Regions from separate parts of the Homo sapiens genome. Here regions 2 and 3 are each linked to region 1. A link is an interaction called in ENCODE POLR2A ChIA-PET data of the cell type or tissue named here. Cell type or tissue: CD4-positive, alpha-beta T cell. All regions are shown on one strand. Each heading gives the region's core, and the rest is flanking DNA. Links, peaks and the distances in the headings are about the cores only. Region 1 holds the start of HCG27 (HLA complex group 27). Region 2 has its middle 17 kb from the start of C6orf15. Region 3 has its middle 9.6 kb from the start of HLA-B.

What was found. Peaks named below come from ENCODE experiments on the same cell type or tissue, not always from the same donor. Only the 100,000 strongest peaks of a DNase experiment are listed, where the experiment ranks them.
Region 2: POLR2A ChIA-PET joins it to region 1 with 12 read pairs; 5 of 35 experiments call an interaction of 5 or more read pairs at or near these places.
Region 3: POLR2A ChIA-PET joins it to region 1 with 101 read pairs; 25 of 35 experiments call an interaction of 5 or more read pairs at or near these places.

The regions. Positions count from the first base shown.
Region 1 is chr6:31,193,771-31,200,827 of GRCh38, forward strand. HCG27 (HLA complex group 27) reads left to right here and starts at 3,990. Exons shown (of 2, transcript NR_026791.1): 1 at 3,990-4,112. RefSeq lists enhancers at 1,833-2,715, 4,853-5,736, 5,737-6,619. In CD4-positive, alpha-beta T cell, for the core only: a CTCF peak has its summit at 3,329; DNase peaks (open chromatin) are centred at 3,411, 4,231 and 5,201; H3K4me3 peaks cover 3,529 bases; H3K27ac peaks cover 3,677 bases.
Region 2 is chr6:31,091,493-31,098,882 of GRCh38, forward strand. No RefSeq gene overlaps it. Among named protein-coding and RNA genes, the nearest start is that of C6orf15, 17 kb to the right of the region's middle. In CD4-positive, alpha-beta T cell, for the core only: no CTCF peak of the experiment used is centred there; DNase peaks (open chromatin) are centred at 3,169 and 6,179; H3K27ac peaks cover 1,304 bases.
Region 3 is chr6:31,363,079-31,370,468 of GRCh38, forward strand. It overlaps the pseudogene DHFRP2 and the pseudogene RNU6-283P. Among named protein-coding and RNA genes, the nearest start is that of HLA-B, 9.6 kb to the left of the region's middle. In CD4-positive, alpha-beta T cell, for the core only: CTCF peaks have their summits at 4,007 (motif pointing left) and 4,213; a DNase peak (open chromatin) is centred at 3,993; H3K4me3 peaks cover 785 bases.

The DNA.
Region 1 (7,057 bases), core at 1,550-6,549:
GCACTGGCATCACCTGGAAACTTGTTAGAAATGCAATTCTCAGCTGGGCGCAGTGGCTCACGCCTGTAATCCCAGCACTTTGGGAGGCTGAGGCGGGCGGATCACCTGAGGTCAGGAGTTCGAGACCAGCCTGGCCAACATGGTGAAACCCTGTCTCTACTAAAAATACAAAAAATTAGCCGAGCGTGGTGGCAGGCGTCTGTAATCCCAGCTACCTGGGAGGCTGAGACAGGAGAATCACTTGAACCCGGGAGGCGGAGGTTGCAGTGAGCCAAGATTGCGCCATCGCACTCCAGCCTGGGGGACAATAGCAAGACTTCGTCTCAAAATAAATAAATAAATAAATAAAAAAGGAAATGCAATTCTCTGGCCTGGCCCACACATATTATATCAGAAACTGCAGTTTAACCTCCCCCCACCCCTGGAGAATTCTGCTTTTCGAATCAGGCCTTTCTCTTTTTCTGTCTGTCTTAAGTCTCAACATTGAGTAGCTGTGATTTTGGAATAGTCAGATGTGGGACACCCTTTCTTGCCAGGAAGCATCTGGCTCCTCAGTCAGCTTAGTCTGATTCTTGGCCTGGCCCAGGGAAAGAAATTCATGTTCTGGATTCTGAGCAATGCTCTCTTGTCCCAGGTGCCTGTTGGGCTCCTACTTACACCTCAAAACATAGCTTGAACATTGTCTCTTTTGTGAACTTTCTGTGACTCCTAGGTCAGAGAAGATGGTCTACTTGTGAGTTTGCAAAGCATGTGTACATGTCCTGCCAACCATTAGTGTTACAATTTCCTGACTGATCTCTGCCTGAGCAAGACTGGGACAACCTTGAGCGCAAGGGGGGTTTGGTTCCTCTTACCTCAGCCCCAGCTCCTTAAACACAATGCCTGGCACGTGGTAGGTATTTGATAAATATTTATTCAATGAAGGAACTGCCTGCAATGGCCTGGTAGACAGGAAAGCGGAATGAAAGCAGGTCAAAAGTGGCTGGGAGAAGATTTTCTAAATCCCGATGTTGGGCACAGGGACCCCTGAAGTTTTCTTTTGGAACCTTCCTATCTGTCTTGTTCTCCTCTCACCAGGCACATCCCTGCCCTCCAGAGCCCACTTAGTCACACACTACCTTTCAGGACTACCTTCCACATCAGCCAGGTGCAAACCCCACAATGACTTCTGCCATGGCTCCCAATGCTTGGCTGCAACTCTGAGGCCAATTTCAGTGAGAGTAAGGAGCTTATCCAATGGAAGTGTCACTAGGAGTGACAATGGCTGGCTTGAAGATTAGGGAAATAGTGTCTACATTTCAAAAGAGAAGACTGCTCCACAAGGAATGTACAGTTTTGATATGTGCAGGGCTCAGGTCTTCAGGGGATAAATAAGTTCCTAAATGCGCCATCAACAGGAATTTCCTTCAGGATAAATAGGAAAAGAACATTTAGGCTTTTTAATTAAAATTTTATTTTACATGTTTTTAAAATTCACAATAGATATTTTATCCTAAAATAAAGTAAAACCGAGAGGTGACAGCGTGCTGGCAGTCCTCACAGCCCTCGCTTGCTCTCCCCGCCTCCTCTGCCTGGGCTCCTACTTTGGCGGCACTTGAGGAGCCCTTCAGCCCACCGCTGCACTGTGGGAGCCCCTTTCTGGGCTGGCCAAGGCCGGAGCCCTCTCCTTCAGCTTGCGGGGAGGTGTGGAGGGAGAGGCGCGAGCGGGAACCGGGGCTGTGTGCCGCGCTTGCCGGCCAGCTGGAGTTCCGGGTGGGCGTGGGCTTGGCGGGCCCCGCACTCGGAGCAGCCGGCCAGCCCTGCTGGCCCCTGGCAATGAGGGACTTAGCACCCGGGCCAGCAGCTGCGGAGGGTGTACTGGGTCCCCCAGCAGTGCCAGCCCACCAGCGCTGCGCTCGATTTCTCACCGAGCCTTAGCTGCCTTCCCGCGGGGCAGGGCTGGGGACCTGCAGCCCGCCATGCCTAAGCCTCCCACCCACTCCAAGGGCTCCTGTGCGGCCCGAGCCTCCTCGACGAGCACCACCCCCTGCTCCACGGCGCCCAGTCCCATCGACCACCCAAGGGCTGAGGAATGCAAGCGCACCGTGCGGGACTGGTAGGCAGCTCCACCTGCAGCCCCGGTGCGGGATCCACTAAGTGAAGCCAGCTGGGCTCCTGAGTCTGGTGGGGACGTGGAGAGTCTTTATGTCTAGCTCAGGGATTGTAAACACACCAATCAGCACCTTGTGCCTAGCTCAGGGTTTGTGAGTGCACCAATCCACACTCTATCTAGCTGCTCTGGTGGGGCCTTGGAGAACCTTTATGTCTAGCTCAGGGATTGTAAATACACCAATCGGCACTCTGTATCTAGCTCAAGGTTTGTAAACACACCAATCAGCACCCTGTGTTTAGCTCAAGGTTTGTGAATGCACCAATCTACACTCTGTATCTAGCTGCTCTGGTGGGGCCTTGGAGAACCTTTGTGTCCATACTGTGTATCTAACTAATCTGATGGGGACTTGGAGAACCTTTGTGTCTAGCTCAGGGATTGCAAACGCACCAATCAGCACCCTGTCAAAACAGACCACTCGGCTCTACCAATCAGCAGGATGTGGGTGGGGCCAGATAAGAGAATAAAAGCAGGCTGCCCGAGCCAGCAGTGGCAACCCAGTCGGGTTCTCTTCCACACTGCTAAAGCTTTGTTCTTTTGCTCTGCAATAAATCTTGCTACTGCTCACTCTTTGGGTCCATAGTGCTTTTATGAGCTGTAACACTCACTGTGAAGGTCTACAGCTTCACTCCTGAAGCCAGCAAGACCAAAAGCCCACCGGGAGAAACAAACAACTCCAGACGTGCCGCCTTAAGAGCTATAACACTGACCGCAAAGCTCTGTAGCTTCACTCCTGAGCCAGCGAGACCACGAACCCACCAGAAGGAAAAAACTCCGGACACGTCCGAACATCAGAAGGAACAAACTCCAGACGCGCCACCTTAAGAGCTGTAACACTCACCGCGAGGGTCCACAGTTTCATTCTTGAAGTCAGTGAGATCAAGAACCCACCAATTCCGGACACAAAACTTGCTTAATTACAGAAAATATGAAAAGTATATAAAAGCAGGGTCTCACTCTGTCGTCCAGGCTGGAGTGCAGTGGTGTGATCACGGCTCACTGCGACCTCAAACTCCTGGTCTCACACGATCCTCCTGCCTCGCCTCCGAAAACTCTAGTTTTACAGATATGAACCATAGCGCTAGCTCTTACTGTCTTTCTTCAACACGTCCTCCCATCCTTCCCTCCTTTCTCCACTCTGCATTTGACCCCGGTGTATTCCAGCCTCCAGGCCAACACACGTGACCACGTCTGCCTGGGGCAGTTGAAGTAAAGGACGCGAGGCGGCGCTGTCACCGCATTCTGTGAACCGCAGCGCTCTGGGTCCCTCCCGCTGGTCTAGTATCATTTCAGTGAACGTCACTCTACATTTTTTGTGTGTGTGTGAGATGGAGTCTCTGTCGCCCAGGCTGGAGTGCAGTGGCGCGATCTCGGCTCCCTGCAAGCTCCGCCTCCCGCGTTCAAGCCATTTTTCTGCCTCAGCCTCCGAGTAGCTGGGACTACAGGCGCCTACGACCACACCCGGCTAATTTTTGTATTTCTAGTAGAGAAGGGGCTTCACCATGTTGGCCAAGCTGGTCTCGAACTCCTGACCTCAAGTGATCCGCCCGCCATGGTCTCCCAAAGTGCCGGGATTACAGACGTGAGCCACCGCGCTCGGCTGTCACTGCAGACTTTGATGGGGGCCACACTCGGGGTATAAATTAGGATCCTCACTGAAAGGGCGGGACCATGGAGGCTTTTTCTTGGCCCCTTAGTTGTGGGTTTTCCTCTGGGCGGCGAAGCCAGTTTCCATCAGAACTGCCCAGAGGCGGGCGCTGCCTTCCTGGGGTGACGCAGCAGCAGGAAGAGTTTCCGGATCCTGGAATCCGTGGGCGGCCCGTGGGAGGGGCTGAGGCTCATTTCTCTACTCACCTGTCTCCGAATCCGTCGTGGTGTTTCAAGCGAGTCAAGATTCCAGATCGCGCCCCAGGCTGGACTCGGAATTACTGCCCCGCGGGTCTGCATTTTCACAGCGGCAGGTGTGAGTTCCCCGCCGCTGGAGACCAGAAGCCTGAAGGCAGCTCCGCCCACCCCAGCCCACAGCGCCGTTATTCCGTTTCTATATCAGTAAACACTTGTCATTTTCCGTAGACCAGGGCGGGGTGACGGGTGATCCCAGTCCTCGCAGTGAACTCTGGGGCGCAGAATTCAAAACGCTTGCGGTCGCCGAGCGCAGCCCCGCCCTGGGTTATGTAAGTGACAGCGCTGGGCCGTTTCTCTTTTTTTTCCGGACCCCGCAGTGGCGCCTAAAGTCTGCAAGGAGGAGGTCGCCTCTGTGCTGTGGGTCCAGGAATCTAAGGCGAGTGCTGAGGGAGAAAATGTAGTTGATGGGGCAGAGCAGAAGGGGCTGTAGGTGGGTTGGAGGGGGAGGGGAACGGGCAGCCAGGCCTGGACCCTGGGGAGTGACTCACCCGGAGCCGAAGACCATCTCAGCTTTCCCTAGCCCAGAAAGGGTGGGACTGGCTTTATTTCTGCCTGCCATCACCTCAAAATGCCGTGGGACAAATCTTACATATTATTATTGTTATTTATTTATGTATTTTATTTTTTTTGAGACAGTCTTGGTCTGTCACCCAGACTGGAGTGCAGTGGCGCCATCTGGGCTCACTGCAACCCCCACCCCCCCGGGTTCAAGCAATTCTTCCTGCCTCAGCCTCCCAAGTAGCTGCGATTACAGGCACCCCCCACCACGCCCGGCTGATTTTTATATTTTTAGTAGAGACGGGGTTTTGCCATGTTGTCCAGGCTAGTCTCGAACTCCTGACCTTAGGTGATCCACCCGCCTCGGCCTCCCAAAGTGCTGGGATTACAGGTGTAAGCCACCGCGCCTGGCCGGGAAATATCTCTTACAGAAATAAAGGCAGTTGGCTGGGTGTGGTGGCTCACCTGTAATCCTAGCACTTTGGGAGGGTGAGGCAGGCAGATGGTTTGAGCCTAGGAGTTTAAGACCAGCCTGGGCAAAATGGTGAAACCCCTTCTCCACCAGAAATACAAAAAATTAGCCGGGTGAGGTGGCTCATGCCTGTAGTCCCAGCTACTCCGGAAGCTGAGGTGGGAGGATCACCTGAGCCTGGGGAGGTCGCGGCTGCAGTGAGCCATGATTAACCCACAACTGCACTCCGCCTGGGTGACAGAGTGAGGCCCTGTGTCAAAAAATAAGAAAGAAAGAAGAGAGAGAGAGAGGAAGGGAGGGAGGGAGGGAGTTGAGGTTCAGAATATGTAACAGTGTTTATTGCTATACTCCATTCAATGGACTATGGACTATTATGCAGTGATTTAAAAGTAGGAGTTTGGGCTCACACCTGTAATCTCAGCATTTGGGAGGCTGAGGTGGGCGGATCACTTGAGGTCAGGAGTTCGAAACCAGCCTGGTCAACATGGTGAAACCTCGTTTCTACTAAAAATACAAAAATTACCCTGGCATGGTGGCACACGCCTGTAATCTCAGTTACTTGGGAGGCTGAGGCAGGAGAATCACTTGAACTTGGGAGATGGAGGTTGCAGTGAGCTGAGATTGCATCACTGCACTCCAGCCTGGGGGACAAGAGCAAAACTCCGTCTCAAAAAAAAAAAAGATATTTCCCACCTTGGATTGCTGGGTCGGGGGGTGGTGGGTATTTTCATTCATAATTGTCAGATTACTTTCATAAACAATGGAAACAGTTTCAGGCTCCTCAGCTTCTCACCTCCAAAATGGGCCTTTTCCTGTATCATTAACAGTCCTCAATGTTCTGGCTAATCAACTGAGCGACTGTTTATAGATTTGCAGGCCATTTGGATTTACAATTAATCTTATTAATGAGGCTGAAATGTGAAGTTTATCTCAGCCTCAAAGAAGTAATTCAGCAAGGATCAGTGGTTTCACTTAACAGTCTGGCTCTGAGGCTGGCTGTGGCCCTGTTATCCATGGTGAGCACCATGGGAATGCAGGCAAGGGCTGTGAGAGGCTTGGAACAAGGCTCCACCCAGGAGAGATCTGGGTGGGCGTTGGTGACCAGTAGAACCTAGGTGTCCTGGGCCAGTGCCCTTGGAGACTAGTCTTCTTTACCCCAGGCATCTTCTTTATTCTGGAATGAGCCTGCCCATCCCTCAGGAAGACTGAAAGGAATTCGGTCAGAAGAATATTATTGACTTTTATCCAGACTTGATTTCAGTAGAGTTCTGGGACCTGCCATATCCTATGGGTGAGCTCTATCCAGGTCCCCTTCCCTGAATTACCTGTCCTCTCCCCACTGACTGGGATGACACCTAATTTTACAACCTGCTGTAGCATCTTTGCTCCCACTGTGACAGTAAACTCCTTGAGACTGGTGGCCATCTTGGGAAGTGATTAGATTCAGAAGAGGTTGAGAGGTTGGGGCCCCCATGATGGGATTAGTGTCCTTTTAAGAAAAAGAAGAGACTGGAGCTCCCACTCTCTTCACCACGTGAGGATATGGCAAGAAGGCAGCTGTCTGCCAGGCAGGAAGAGGGCCCTCACCAGGAACTGAATCTGCTGGTTCCCTAACCTCAGATTTCCAGGGTCCAGAATTGTGAGAAAGAAATGTCTGTTGTTAACCAATCCATCTGTGGTGTTTTGTTATGGCAGCACAAGCTGACTAAACAAGTGCCAAAACCAAACCAGTAACTCCCACTTTCTAGTCTCGGACCCAGTATTAAGGAATTCTGGTCACATAGTTTATTCATCCATTTAACAAATATTTAGTAAGTGCTTCTGTGCCAGGCATTTTTCTAGGCCTGGTGATCATTTAATCAAAAGAGACTAACACCTGCTCCCTGATGCTTACAATCTGAAAGACAATAAAGAAAAATATAGTAACAGTAGTGAATTATATGGATGTGTTCCAGCAATTGATTGCTGAGCAAAAAATAATCTTAACGCATACAAACGCCGGGCATGGTGGCTCACGCCTGTAATTCCAGCAC
Region 2 (7,390 bases), core at 1,195-6,194, 100 kb before region 1:
CAGGAAGCAGTTTTCTTCTGGTCTCCCTTGACCAGAAGGGGTGTGATAAAGTGAACAACGTCTCAACCACACCACTACCATAAATACAAGTTTTCATAGGATTTATTCATTTCTTCGGTGTTCCTGTTACAGCTGGTGGCACCATGTTCCGGCAGAATCAGTCAGATCAGTGCAGTCCCATGCTGTGTGTCCGTGCCACTGGTCTGGCTTAATTCAGGGATGAATTCTAGTGTACATGAAACAGACGGCACACATATTCTTCCATCAAACTGACAGAAGAAGTCTCTCTCCACCCATCTTTTGATATGTAGAGCATGACTGTGAGTTCAGTGTTATTATACACTTGATGTCACAGCCATTTTGAAGCTGCTGATTAAAAGTAGGTTATGGCTGGGCGTGGTGGCTCATGCCTGCAATCTCTTAGGGAGGCTGAGGTGGGAGAATCACTTGAGCCCAGGAGATCAGCCTGGGTAACATACCAGACCCTGTCTCTATTAAAGAAAATTAAGAAAATAAAATTAAAATAGGTTACAACAGAATACTCATGGCCAGAACATACCTGTCTTCATGTTCCCCTGCAGGGAACAATGACTAAACAGCTCATGATTCTTGTCCCTTGAGCCCCGCTTTTCTAGATTCCATAAAGGCCACCCTCTTCTGCATCCACATTCTTTCTTCAGTTGGCGCCTAGTACCATGGATTTGATTTTTGCTTCCTTAGGTCTAGTCTTTATCCATGCATACTTCCCCTTGGCTCCCTTTGATTGGATTTATTTACTCCCCAATTTCCTTAGCACCATCTACAGTGTCTTTTCCAGTTAGTGCCTCTCATTCACTGTGCACAGACTCCCCACAACTTTCATTCGTAGGTGATTAACTTTCATGTAATGTCCTAGGAAACCCTTTACTAGCTGTGTGACTTTAGGCAAATTACTTAACCTCTCTGAGCCATATTTTCATCATTTATAAAGCTCATAATGCCTACCTTGGAAGGATGTTTGGAATTAAAGTAAGTTAGAGGCTGGGTGCAGTGGCTCACACCTGTAATCCTAGCACTTTTGGAGGCCAAGGTGGTCAGATCACCTGAGATCAGGAGTTCTAGACCAGCCTGGTCAACATGGTGAGACCCCCGTCTCTTCTAAAAATACAAAAATTAGGCTGGGCACGGTGGCTTACACCTGTAATCCCAACATTTTGGGAGGCTGAGGTGGGCTGATCACCTGAAGTCAGGAGTTCAAGACCAGCCTGGCCAGCATGGTGAAACCCCATCTCTACCAAAAATACAAAAATTAGTTGGGCATGATGGCGGGTGCCTGTAATCCCAGCTATGCAGGAGTCTGAGGCAGGAGAATCGCTTGAACTTGGGAGGCGTATGTTGCAGTGAGCCGAGATCGCACCACTGCACTCTAGACTAGGTGACAGAGCGAGTCTCAAAAAAAAAAAAAAAAAAAAAATTAGCCGGGGGCGTATTCCCAGCTACTCAGGAGGCTAAGGCAGGAGAATCCTTTGAAGCCAGCAGGTGGAGGTTGCAGTCAGCCAAGATCGTGCCACTGCACTCCAGCCTGGGGGACAGAGTGACACTCTGTCACTCAAAAAATAACATAAAATAAATTATAATAATAATGGTAACAACAGCAAATTGTTATTGAGTTCTTATCGTGCCAGACACGATGCTAAGAATTTCGTATACAAATATTTGGTTGAGTCATCTCAACAAGCCTATCACATGGGAACTCTGACTATCCCCACTTTACAGATAAGGAAGATGAGGCTTAGAGAGCTTAGTGCTGGGCCCATTAGTTACAGTAGTTATAATTATTCAATGTCCTTCAATGTCATGAGAAAGTCACCATCAGCCTGGGAGTTCAGTGGGAGGGTCAGGAAAGACTTGAACAATGAGTTGTTTGCAGATGAATGGGCTTTTGTGTTTGTTTTGTTTTTATTATAAACCCAGTACTATACAGGTCTTTGTAAAAGTACAAAGTACAAAGTTGAAAAGTCCTGAAAAGCTTCTACCACCAAGGAATAACCGCCGAAATAATATCTCATCAGAACTTTCTCCATGAATACACTTTTTAAAAATTATCACCAGCAGTTTCATGGAACACGAATACTCTGTTTAAAAAAGAGATAAGCTTTTATGTCTATATTACTTTATTTTTTCTGAGTACTATTTTTTCCCCTGATTTTCACCGAAAGGGTTGCTCTCTATGTTGTTGTTTCAGCCCTTCCAGTAGTTTAAAACATGCATCTTTAGTTCTAGTCTAATTCATGATTTCCCTTACATCTATTTAAAGTTATAATTTTATTTAACATCAAAGGTTATTCAGTAGCTTTAGTCTTTCCCCTGAACCAAACACATTTATTTATTTATTTATTTATTTATTTATTTTTGGAATTGGAGTCTCACTCTGTCACCCAGGCTGGAGTGCAGTAGTGCGATCTCAGCTCACTGCAACCTCTGCCTCTGGGGTTCAAGTGATTCTCGTGCCTCAGCTTTCCGAGTAGCTAGGATTACAGTTGCCCGCCACTACGCCCAGCTAATTTTTATATTTTTAGTAGAGATGGGGTTTTGCCATATTGACCAGGCTGGTCTTGAATTCCTGATCTCAAGTGATCCGCCCGCCTCGGCCTCCCAAAGTGCTGGGATTACAGCCATGAGCCACTGCGTCTGGCCACCAAATACATTTTAACTTCTTTCCTCTTTCCATTCCTCTTACTGTACCCTTCTAGGATTCCCTGGGTTTTGTTAAAAGCTTCTGGAACTGGAATGTAGCAAATGAATGTTCCATTTAACAGGCAGAGAAAGAGGAGGTGGGCAAATCACAGAACCAAAGTGCAGAGTGGTGAAGAGCTCCAGTTGCATGCAGGGTGGGGTGGCTGCCAGGGCCCTGGTGCCTTCAGTCATTAGTTCTGCAAATGTTCATGAGTTCCACCAGTGGTGTCTGCCCAGCAGAGAGCAGGAGCAGGGGTGAGGGTGAGGACAAGAGACAGACAGAGCCTGGAGGGGCAGTCAGCTGCACAGGAACGACCTTCTGTGCAAGCTGCAGGCTCTGCACCCAGCCAGTACCTGAGCAGGGTAGAGGTCTGATGAACTGACTTATAGGATGGGCTGGAGGACGCAGAGCCTGTGGGTATGAGGCCAGTTAGGAGAGTGCTGTCACCACCCAGGCAGGAGGCCATGAACATCCCCATATGAGAAAGAAGGGCATAAACAGGAAACAAATTTAACAATTAAATAAAAGCACCTCCCTCATGCAGGAAACTCGCCCTGTGCCAGGCCCTGCAGAACCATCTGCAGAGTCATTTCCTCTCTTGGCAACTTGGCAGCCCCTAGCAAACACAATGCATCTTGGCTTGCCATCAGTGCAACCCTTGTTCTTCAGATACAGGTAAAATGCCAAATCCCTAAGAAGGCCTAGAAGGCTCTGCAGTGTCAGCACCAGCACCCCCACCCCTTGGCCCCTCTCTGTGGTCACTTTCTTGGGTCCTGCAGATGCTCCAGGCTCCACTCAAATTCTATTGGATTAAGGCTCACCCTAATGACCTCATTTTAACTTGATGACCTCTATAAAGACCCTATTTCCTAATCAGATCACATTCTGAGGTACCAGGGATTAAGATTTCAGCGTATCTTTTGGGGGTGGGGGACACATGGTCACATCCTGAATGACTATAGCTCAAACAGGTCTTTGTTAGGTGAAAATAACAGGTGGAAAAATCACTGAGCACTTCACCTTATCTCAAACTTATGACTTCAAAATCTCTACAGTGGACTGGTTTCCCAGCTGACCTCACCTTACGTGGAGTGTTGCCCAATTCACACTCTCCAGCCTTCCCCACACTGACTTTAACTTCCACATATTCCTTCACTTCATTCCTGCATAAACCTGGGTATGGTCCCTTCATTGTCTCTCAGTGATGTGGAAAGTTTTCATGATGAGTCTACCCTGCTCTCTCTAATGCAAGTAGGATACAACAAACAGCATGTTAAGTTAGCAAATTTGACATTAACGTCTATCTTAAAAAGTGGCCAACTATGGGCCAGGCACAGTGGATCACACTTGTAATCCCAGCATTTTGGGAGGCTGAGATGGGCAGATGGCTTCAGCCCAGGAGTTTGAGACCAGCCTGGGCAACATGGTGAAACCCTGTCTCTATTTAAAAAAAAAAAAAAAAAAATTAGCCAGGCATGGTGGTGCACTTGTAGTCCTAGCTACTTGGGAGGCTGAGGTGGGAGGATTGCTTGAGCCTGGGAGGTTGAGGTTGCACTAAGCCAAGATGGCACCACTGCACTCCAGCCTGGCAACACAGCAAGACTCTGTCTCAAACTAACAAACAAACAAACAAAAAAGTGGCCAACAGAGGAGGTAGTAGTTTTGTCACTAGCTGTCATGTGGAACCCCAGGACCTAGCCTTTGGTTTCAAATACTGTTTTTCATTTATAGAAACTAGGACCCCTTAGAATGCAAGGCTTAGGTGACAACTGATTCCATGTCTCAGAGAAGGAAAGAATCAGGACAGGACTTGAATGTTCTGTTGTTGCCATAGAGCAAGGATGACTTCAAGAATGTGAAGGACAGGCTGGGCACGTGGCTCATGCCTGTAATCCCAGCACTTTGGGAGGCCAAGACGGACAGATCACTTGAGCAGAGGGGTTCAAGACCAGCCTGGGCAACGTGGCGAAACCCCATCTCTACAAAAAATACAAAAAGTAGCTGGGCATGGTGATGCATGCCTGTAGTCCCAGCTATGTGGGAGGCTGAAATGGGAGGATCATCTGATGCTGGGAAGGTCAAGACTGCAGTGAGCTGTGACTGTGCCACTCCAATCTGGGCAACAGTGAGACCCTGTCGCAAAAAAGAAAGAAAAGAAAGAAAGAGAGAGAGAGAGAAGGAAGGAAGGAAAGAAGGAAGGAAGGAGGGAAGGAAGGAAGGAAAGTAAGTCAAGGACAGTGCTTAAAAAGACAAAGGAGCCAATTTCAAAGAGCTCCCATTGTTCAAGTTGACAGTCGGGCATGAAAGAAAGAAGATGGGAGGAGGAATGATAATTATGGTTAATTGAAGTAAATTGAATCTGTGGCAGGCCATGAAATCACGATAATAACAGATAAAAATTCACATAAAGGGCACAAAAGATGACTGTAATAGAGAAGAATTGAGTTTTAAAATTTTATTTTAATAAAAAGGGAACTATTCATTTTGTCTCTTCTATTAATTATGTGTCTGTTTATAAAGCAAAGATAGGTGCTTGCTTTTGTCTGTGTAAGCAGAAAACCCACAGAGAATGCTGAGAAAGCCAAGTAGCCCTGTTATAGTAGGCAGCTAGTCAGGCACGAGCAGAGCAGGAGAGGGCTTCCTACCACACACACCCACCAGGAATGCCAGGCGAGCATCAGGTGATGGCCAGGCGGTTATTAACTGTTTCTCTAAAATAATAACTGGTAGCAGCTGGCGCCAGGGACAGGCAGATCCCAATAGATAGAAAAAACCTGAAACTGGTGATCAGCAGCTTCCTGATAAGATCTCAGGAGTTGGGCGAGTGGACTCAAGCATGCTCACTAAGAGGCAAAACTGTGGAGTTTAACTGGTGTATGTCCTTCCTCTACGAATTTTAGACTGGCAAGGGAAGAACGCCTCAAGTGAGCATGCGTACAACTCCAGTAAACACACTGTGCATGCCGCCCTTTCCAAGGGCTAGCAGACCACTGCACATATGGACAGCCCAGCCCAAGGGAAGAATCAAGGGAGAAGGAACACCAAGACCCCCGAAGCATGCAATGTATAAAACCTCAAGTCAGGCCGGGTGCAGTGGCACACCTGTAATCCCAGCACTTTGGGAGGCCAAGGTGGGCAGATCACCTGAGATTAGGAGTTTGAGATCAGCCTGGCCAACATGGTGAAACCCCGTCTCTACTAAAAATACAAAAATTAGCCAGGCTTGGTGGTGCACACCTGTAATCCCAGCTACTTGGGAGGCTGAGGCAGGAGAATCGCTTGAACCCGGGAGGCGGAGGTTGCAGTGAGCCAAGATTGCACCACTGTACTCCAGCCTGGGTGACAGGGAGAGACTCCATCTCAAAAAAAAAAAAAACAAAAAACAAACAAAAAAAGACCCAAGTCAAAAGATCAAACCACATACTTGATCTCTAAAGTCGTCCACTTGGCCCTCTTCCAAATGTACTTTCCTTCCTGCTCTAAAGCCTTTTAATAAACTTTCACTCCTGCTCTAAAACTTGCCTCGTTGTCTCCTGCCTTATGCCCCTCAGTCAAATTCTTTCTTCTGAGGAGGTAAGAATTGAGGTTGCTGCAGACACCTACGGATTCACCGCCAGTAACAGCCCTGCTGTAAATATGAATGTTAGCAGAAATAAGAACGTCTGACATGAGATGATGTCAGAGGCAATAATGAAAGAGAAGGGAGTTTCAATAGTAGGTACCAAGACAATAAATTAACCAAAAATATCACTAAAAAGAAGAGCTAACCAAGTCAACCCAATTCTTCATCTTCTAGAATATTGAATATTTAAATTGCCCTACTAGTTATAATAAAATACAAATAAGATATGCATAAGATTTAATACTGCTAACAGATCAAGTCAGTATATCATAATGAGAGAAAAATTCATTATGTAATAATGGTCAAGAGATTATTGAAGTGTGTTATATTAGGGGGAGAAAATATGTTGTGAGATTCTTGTTTGTTTTTTTGTTTTTGTTTTTTGATACGAAGTCTCGCTCTGTCACCCAGGTTGGAGTGCAATGGAGTGATCTCGGCTCACTGCAACCTCCGCCTCCTGGGTTCAAGCGATTCTCATGCCTCAACCTTCCGACTAGCTGGGATTACAGGCATGTGCCACCACGCCCGGCTAATTTTTGTTTTTTCAGTAGAGACAGGGTTTTGCCATGTTGGCCGGACTGGTCTTGAACTCCTGACCTCAGGTGATCCATTCTCCTCAGCCTACCAAAGTGCTGGGATTACAGGTGTGAGCCACCGTGCTTGGCCCGCAAAATTCTAAAATTTATGTAAAAGATGTGTACCTAACTAAAAGCAGTTATATTCCTCAGTGAGATATAATTTCACACCCACTAGGCTGGCTATAGTAAAAAGAGAGATAATAAGTGTTGGCAAGGGTGTGGAAAAATTGGCACTCTCATGCACAGCTGTTGGACAGTGAAATGGTACAGCACTTTGGAAAATAGTCTGACCATTCCTCCAAAGGTTGAACATGGAGTTACTGTATGACTCAGCAATCCTACTTCTAGGTTTATAGCCCAGAAAAATGAAAATCTATGTCTACACAAGAACTTGTTCACAAATGTTCATAGCAGCATTATTCATAATAGCCAAACAACAACGACAACAACAACAACAATAAAAAATGGAAATGG
Region 3 (7,390 bases), core at 1,586-6,585, 170 kb after region 1:
TTGGGGAGGCTGAGATGGGAAGATCCCTTGGGCTTATGGATTCAAGTCTGTAGTGAGCTGTGATCGCATCACTGGACTCCAGCCCAGACCACAGAGTGGGATCTTGACTCAAACAACAACAACAACAACAAACATTGTAAACCTTTGCTCACCATGGGTTATTTTATTTATTATTTATTCAGTGTGTATTTTGATTTTATTTTACTGGCAGCACAATAAACCAGGACCTGCTGAAACTAGAAATCACATCCACTTTCCAGTGTTAAAAAGCCCAGTCCAGGCAGGTGAGAAGGAGACAGTCCTCATTAGCACTGAGGATTCAGGGAGAATGAGATGGGCTGGGCAGGAAGGTTTTTTTGTTTGTTTGTTTGTTTGTTTGTTTGTTTTCTATGAACAAGTGTGACTTTTTATTATGATAGAGTTGTTTTTATTAAAGGAATACATGAAAATGGTTAAGTAAAATCAAATGGCTCCAAAAGTCTTACAATGAAAACAACAGTCCTGCCAGTTGTTCTCTCGAGAGGCAAACACTTTTCATTCTCTTAGTTTTTCCTCCTGGTAGTTACCTTCATGGGTTTTTCCAAATTATTATTTTTTTAGTTTTTCAAGTGGGTGCATATATTAATACATGTAATTTTAAAAAGCCTCTTCAGTTTATAATGCATCCTAACAGTCCCCTGCCCCATCCCTCCTAATTCTCCAGAGCAATGACTTTTAACTCTTTTAGCAATGTCTTCTATTTTTTTCTCACATAACTACTTAGTCATTTCTTGATTATTTTATACATTCTATAGTAATTTCTTGATATGACAGATGAGGATTTAGCTCTTACACCATCACTACCTTCACTTTTCCCCCCATATTGTCCCAAAGTAGTTACCAGATTTAGGGGCTAAGTAGTCACCACATCATTATGAGTATGTACATATTGCTCATTGTTGAGAAAAACAGAGTATTATGCTCTTGCTTCCTGCCTTGTGCTTCCTTCTGCCCTAGAATTAATGATTGCCTAACCACCCTTCCCCCTTGTTTTTTTTTTTTAACTTTTGCTTTATCTTCAATGAACTACTTTCCAAATGCCCCAAATCTGGCCATAACCTATTATTATTTTTAAGAGAAGGGAATCTTACTATGGTGGCCAGGCTGGTCTGGAAATCTTGGGCTCAAGCCAACCTCTTTGCTTAGCCTCCTGAGTAGCTGGAACTACAGGCATGGGCCATTCCACCCAGCTAACCTATTAATATTTTTACTGTTTCTTTTTAAAGCCAGCTCCATAGCTGGAATATTTCCTGTGTTGGATCCTATTTGCTGGATCCATGTCATTCTCTGGTTTGTCTACTCCTTCATTTTGCTGGAGTATTTTCTCCAATAGTTTCCCAACAAAAGATACATGGAGGTAACCCCTGAGTCTTTGCTTGCCTAAAAATGTATTATTTTACCTTCACCCTTGATTATTTGGCTGAATATAGATTTATTCGTTGAAAATAACTTTCTTTCTGGAATTCTGAAGGCATGGTTCCATTGTTTTCAGCTTCTTTTTCGAGACAAGGTCTCTTCTGTCACCCAGGCTGGAGTGCAGTGGCACAATCACAACTCACTGCAGCCTCGAACTCGCAGGCTCAATTGATCCTTCCATCTCAGCTCCCTGAGTAGATGGGACTACAGGTGTGCGCCACAATGCCCAGCTAACTTTTGTATTTTTTGTAGAGATGGGGCTTCACCATGTTGCCCAAGCTGATCTCAAGGTATCTGCCTGTCTCTGCCTCCCAAAATGCTGAGCCACTGTATTACAGGCATGAGCCACTGTGCCTGGCCAGTTTTTCTTTTATTCTCTCTCTACTTTCTTCATTTCTCAAAGGCATCTCAAACTCAGTGGGCCCAAACCCAGGGCAAACTCCATCAGAATATCCTGCTACTTCTGACTTTAAAATATATCTTAAATCACAGTTTCTTACTACATGCAACCCTTTGGTTCAAACTACCATCATCCCTCACTTGAACTTAGAATTGGTTTTCCTGCTTCTGTATTTTTTTAAAACATAAAATATTTCAAATAAACCATGCGTGGCTTTATACTTTTTACTACATAAAAAGAATAAAGATCTGGGGTGGCTCAAGCCTATAATCCCAGCACTTTGGGAGGCCGAGGCAGGCGGATCACTTTAGGTCAGGAGTTTGAGACCAGCCTGACCAACATTGTGAAACCCCGTCTTCACCAAAAACACAAAATTAGCCAGGCGTCGTGGCACGTGCCTGTAGTCCCAGCTACATGGGAGCCTGAGGCAGGAGAATCATTTGAACCTGGGAAGTCAGAGGTTGCAGTGAGCTGAAGTTGTGCCATTGCACTCCGTCAGGGTAACAAGAGCGAAACTCTGTCAAAAAAAAAAAAAAGATATGAAGAGCTTATATACTTAAACATGAAATTGCTTTAAGTGTTTGCCATTCACTGTTCACATGCATGCCAGCAGCTTCTTACTGCAAACACCTGGGACTTGCTATAGAGCAGCTGGAGTACATTCTGCCCACACACAGGACAGGGAGCTGACAACCAAGGAGTGGGGGATCAATATGCCAGCTTTCTCCCCTCCGTTTCCCTGTATCTCAGCAGTATGGAGTTTGTTACCAGTGAGAACCTGCTCACTGGCTTTAAACTGGTTTTCTTACCTTCTCAGTTCCATTTCTCCGTACCTCAATTGATGATTTCTGGTAAGACCTAGAAAATAAACTGCTTTCACTGAAATTGCAGTCTTGGAACCTGCTTTGGGTTCCCCAAAAGACAGAAATATATTCATTTTCCCATCACTGGACTTCCAGGTTGTTTTCAATTTTTCACTGTTACAAACAAGGCTGCAACATTTGCGTGCAAACCTCTGGGTATACACGTAAGGAGCTTTCGGTATTTCCCACTAGTGAAACTTCTCAGTTGGAGGGTATGTGCATCTTCATCTTTAAGAAATACTACCAACATTTGAAAAGCCCGACAATGTCAAGGACTGGCAAGAGTCCCATATGCGATGGGTGTGGAATGGCAGCTCACTGTAGCAGGTGCTGGGGACTCAGTCAGGGTCTTGGAGAGGCACTTAATTATAGCAAGAATATTTCATAAGTGGTATCTGATATAGTCAAGATTAGTGGGGAGTAAAAACATGTTGCTTAGAAATAATTATCCAAAGATCTAAAGTCAACAAAAGTCTTTTTTTCTAATGTAAAAATATAAACTTTTTTTCAGAGGGAGGGGGAACAACTTAAAATAAACCAGAAAACACCTTCATATTAATCATTCTTCTCATATACTTGAAATTTGTACTTAATACATCCGAGAGAACGCCTGGATATTCTGGCAGAATTTTATATTTCTCCAAATCAATTTCTGGAAAAAACGTGTCACTTTCAAAGTCCTGCATGATCTTTGTCACAAATAGTTTAAGATGGCCTGGGCGACTCATGGCTTCCTTATAAACAGAACTGCCACCAACTATCCAAATCATGTCTACTCTATTTGCTAATTCTGGTTGTTAAGTAAGTTTTAAGATCTCAACCAGACTTCTGGCAAGAAAATGAGCTCGTTGTGGAGGTTCCTTGAGTTCTCTGCTGAGAACTAAATTAATTCTATCCTTTGAAGGTCGATTCTTCCCAGGAATGGAGAACCAGGTCTTCCTACACAAAATCACCAGATTCTGTTTACCTTCTACTGAAGAGATTGTGTCATTCTCTGGAAATACCTAAATTCATTCCTGAGCGGCGGTCAGGGCAGGTCCCCGTTCTTGCCGATGCCCATGTTCTGAGACACAGCGACGATGCAGTTTAGCAAACGAACCATGACAGCAGCGGTGAGCTCCTCCAAGCCCGCTCGCTACACCAGGACGCGCGGCCAAGATTGGCCGGAAGGTTTTTACTTGGAAACTGGAGGATGAGCCATGACATCCCTCTCTCCACCTCAAAGCTCGTCCTGGGCATCCACCTCCAGGGAGCAGAAGCAGCGCAGCAGCGCCACCTGGTGGTCGATGCGCTTCCTTTGCAGATCACGCACAGCCCTGAGATCCACCTCTCCTTCCTACGCACCACGCATTTCTTCACTGGACACCAGCCTGCGTCAATCTTCCTGTAAAGCAAAAGAAGCGTGAGGTTGGTGGGGGAGGAATGGTGTTATCTCCACCTTTGGCGAGATCCATGTCACCGTGTTCAGGGGAAGGGCCAGGCCTTACTCCCCATGCAGAGAGGAGGCTCTGGCCGTGAAGGCGCCTGTGGAGAGGTGAGGACCCGCTCCCTCTACACTGATGGCCAAGAGCCTGCAGATGGCAGGGAAGGCTTCCCTTCAGCTGTGTCCTATCAGGTTCTTCCAGGAGTCCAGGAGTAGACCTGCATATTGCCTCTGGTGATGTGAGCTGCATGCACACCTAGAAGTGAGGTCACCCCTTCTGGGGGTCCTGGGGCTGCTGGTTGTCCTGGGTGCTCAGAGGGAAGATGGGGAGGGGGCTTCGTGCAAAACAGTAACCATACTCTATAAATTATTTTTTCATTAGCCTTTGTGTCATAAAATAAAATCTAGGACTCCAAAAGGAAAAAAAGAAGGTCTAAAATTTGTGTCCTTTAATAAAAAGTAAACACCCATTAACCACCAAGGATAGACGTTTGCGGAGCAAACCAGAAGCCCCATCATTTGCCCCAGCTCAGCAATAAACTCTTTCCTCCCCCAAATAAAAATACATCCTGACTTTTACGATCATAACTTCTTTGTTCTATTTTATATTTTTATCATCCAAAACTATGATTTAGTTTTACCTTTAGAAATATGCTTTTGTTCTCTTTTATTCTATAGATTCTTTCTTGAAATTTATATTGTGTGGTAGAACTTCCCATAGTGTGCATTTTGCTGATTGCTCCCCAAGCCATTGTTTGAATATGTGTTTTTATTATCTGTATTGCCTCTAAATTGGTAATTGGCTATGGAGGTTAGCTTCTATTCAGGCTTGATTTCTTTCTCACTTGTATTTGTTTGATGGTGCTGTATTGTGTTCTTCCATCAAGAGGAAGAACCTCACATTAGTTTTTTTTATTGTGTTGTTAATCGCCATTGCTGTTCAATGGTTAAATCTGTTAATTCTTGATGGGTTGCAAAAGAGTTATTATAGTCTCAGTCTCTCATTCCTTCCTCATTTATTATCTGAATAATTTCTAAGTAAGAGATTCACCCTCCTGTACTGTTTGTTTACTACTAGAAACTTGCTTTTTGAGAGACTAAGCCAAGCATCTACTCACCTATGACCCAGCAATAGCAGTCTTAGTTATCAACCAATAGAAATGCATGTATGTGTGTGCCAAAATATATGAAAATATTATTCATAGCATCACGATTTGTAAAATCTGGATATAACACAATTGTCTATCAACAGCAAAGGGACAAGAAATGTGAGCTATTTATAAAGTGGAGCATTGGACAGCCATGGGAGTGAATAGGCTATGACCACACACAGCAGGATGATGAGACCCAGGAGCATGATGGTGACTGTATAATGCCATTCAACTGGAACTGGCAGAACTTATCTGTGTTAGAAATCAGGAGTGGCTACTCTAGGGTTGGGGAGGGTGGTTTGTGACTGAGTAAGATCCAGTGATGTTTCTGGGAGGCTGTGATTGGTGTACTTTGATGTGGGTGTTGTTTACCTGAGTGTTCACTATGTGAAACTCCACTGCCCACTTGTGGATTGTCCTTCTTTCTCCACGCATGCTGTCCTTCACTCAAATATACTTTGCTGATGTTTTGAAGCAATTCTATCTACGCTAAGAAGAATCGCTCCTACTGCACATCCTTGGAAATGCTGGATTGAAAAAATTAGTGCAATTGTTTTTAATTCCAGGAAACAAATACATATAAAGAGGAAAATCTACAACAAGAGCAGTAGGTTTGGGAGCTGACACCAGAACAGCTTTGGAAATGGCTCTCGAGCCAGGAACTAGGGATCAAACCCAAACAAACCCATAGGAGGTGGGGGGTGTGAAATGATGTCCAATAGCGCATGAATGAACGAGTCATGGGCAGTCGCTCATGGCTTGGCTGGCCAGTCACAAACGAGGAAAATAGAGTTGGAAAACTGGGAGGTAGAGGAGAGAGGTACGCATAGACCTCTTGCTATAGGCCGAGTGTGTGACGATAGTGGTTGTGTGTGGATGCCTACCAGAGGGTCTTTAAGGGGATGGGGCTCCCTGTAACCAGGTGGGTGAGATGGCTTGATGGACGATGCCACTCAGCCACACAGGCCTTGCTCATGGAGTCCCTGCACAAAGTGGCCATGGTGGCTGTGATGGACACTACATGGGCACAGCAATTGCGTCGCCACTCACCAAGGCTGAGCTGGCAGCTGCCACTGCTGAGGGCCCAGCCCACCAAAAGCAGCTGTTTTTTTGACGGAGAAATAAAACAGGCAGTGGTAATTAAGAATAAAATAACATTATGATAGATAAATATGCCACTAAAGATATAGTAGAGGTTTAAATAATTTTGAGACTATGAACAAGATTATGGCAATGGGGAGAACTTACTACAAGTAAAGAAGTTAAAACAGTTGTAAAACTTTTTTTCCGTTCAGGCATATCCAGACTGTTTTACACATAAGTTCTACCAAAACTTTGAAGAAGGTTACTGAACTTATACGTAATATTCAAGAGAATGAGGAAACATAGAGAAAGCCAGTAAACTCATTATTGTTTATGTATAAATAACATTGATTCTAAAGCCAGCTAGGGAATACATAAGAGAAAAGCATGATAAGATAATCACTTCTAAGCAATTAGAGGTAAAAATACTGAGAAAAATAATACTAGATTGTGTCCACCAATGAGCTATAAATAAATTAAATATCCTGCCCAGGTTATTCATCCCCAGAATACAAGAATATTTAAACTTCAAATCTGTAATGCATTTTACCACTTAATTAAAGAATAAAAGACGGAGATAATGACATTTTATTAGATGCAGAAATTACTGCAGATGAAATTCAACACTCCATCTCACCCACATTTCTTCAGTTATCTCCACTTCTAAGAACTTGTGATCAGTACTCGCTTTGGCAGCACATATATTAAAATAGGAATGATACAGAGAAGATCAGCACGGCCCCTGCACAAGGGTGACATGCAAATTCATGAAGCATTCCATATTTTTAAACTCTCAATAAACTAGGTATTGAAGGAACATACCTCAAAATAATAAAAGTCATCTATGACAAACCCACAACCAATATCATACTGAATGGGCAAAAGCTGGAAGCATCCCCCTTTAACACCAGCACAAGGCGAGGATGCCTTCTCTCACTATTCCTGTTCAACATAGTATTGGAAGTTCTGGCCAGGACAATCAGGTAAGAGAAAGAAAGGATATTCAAATAGGAAG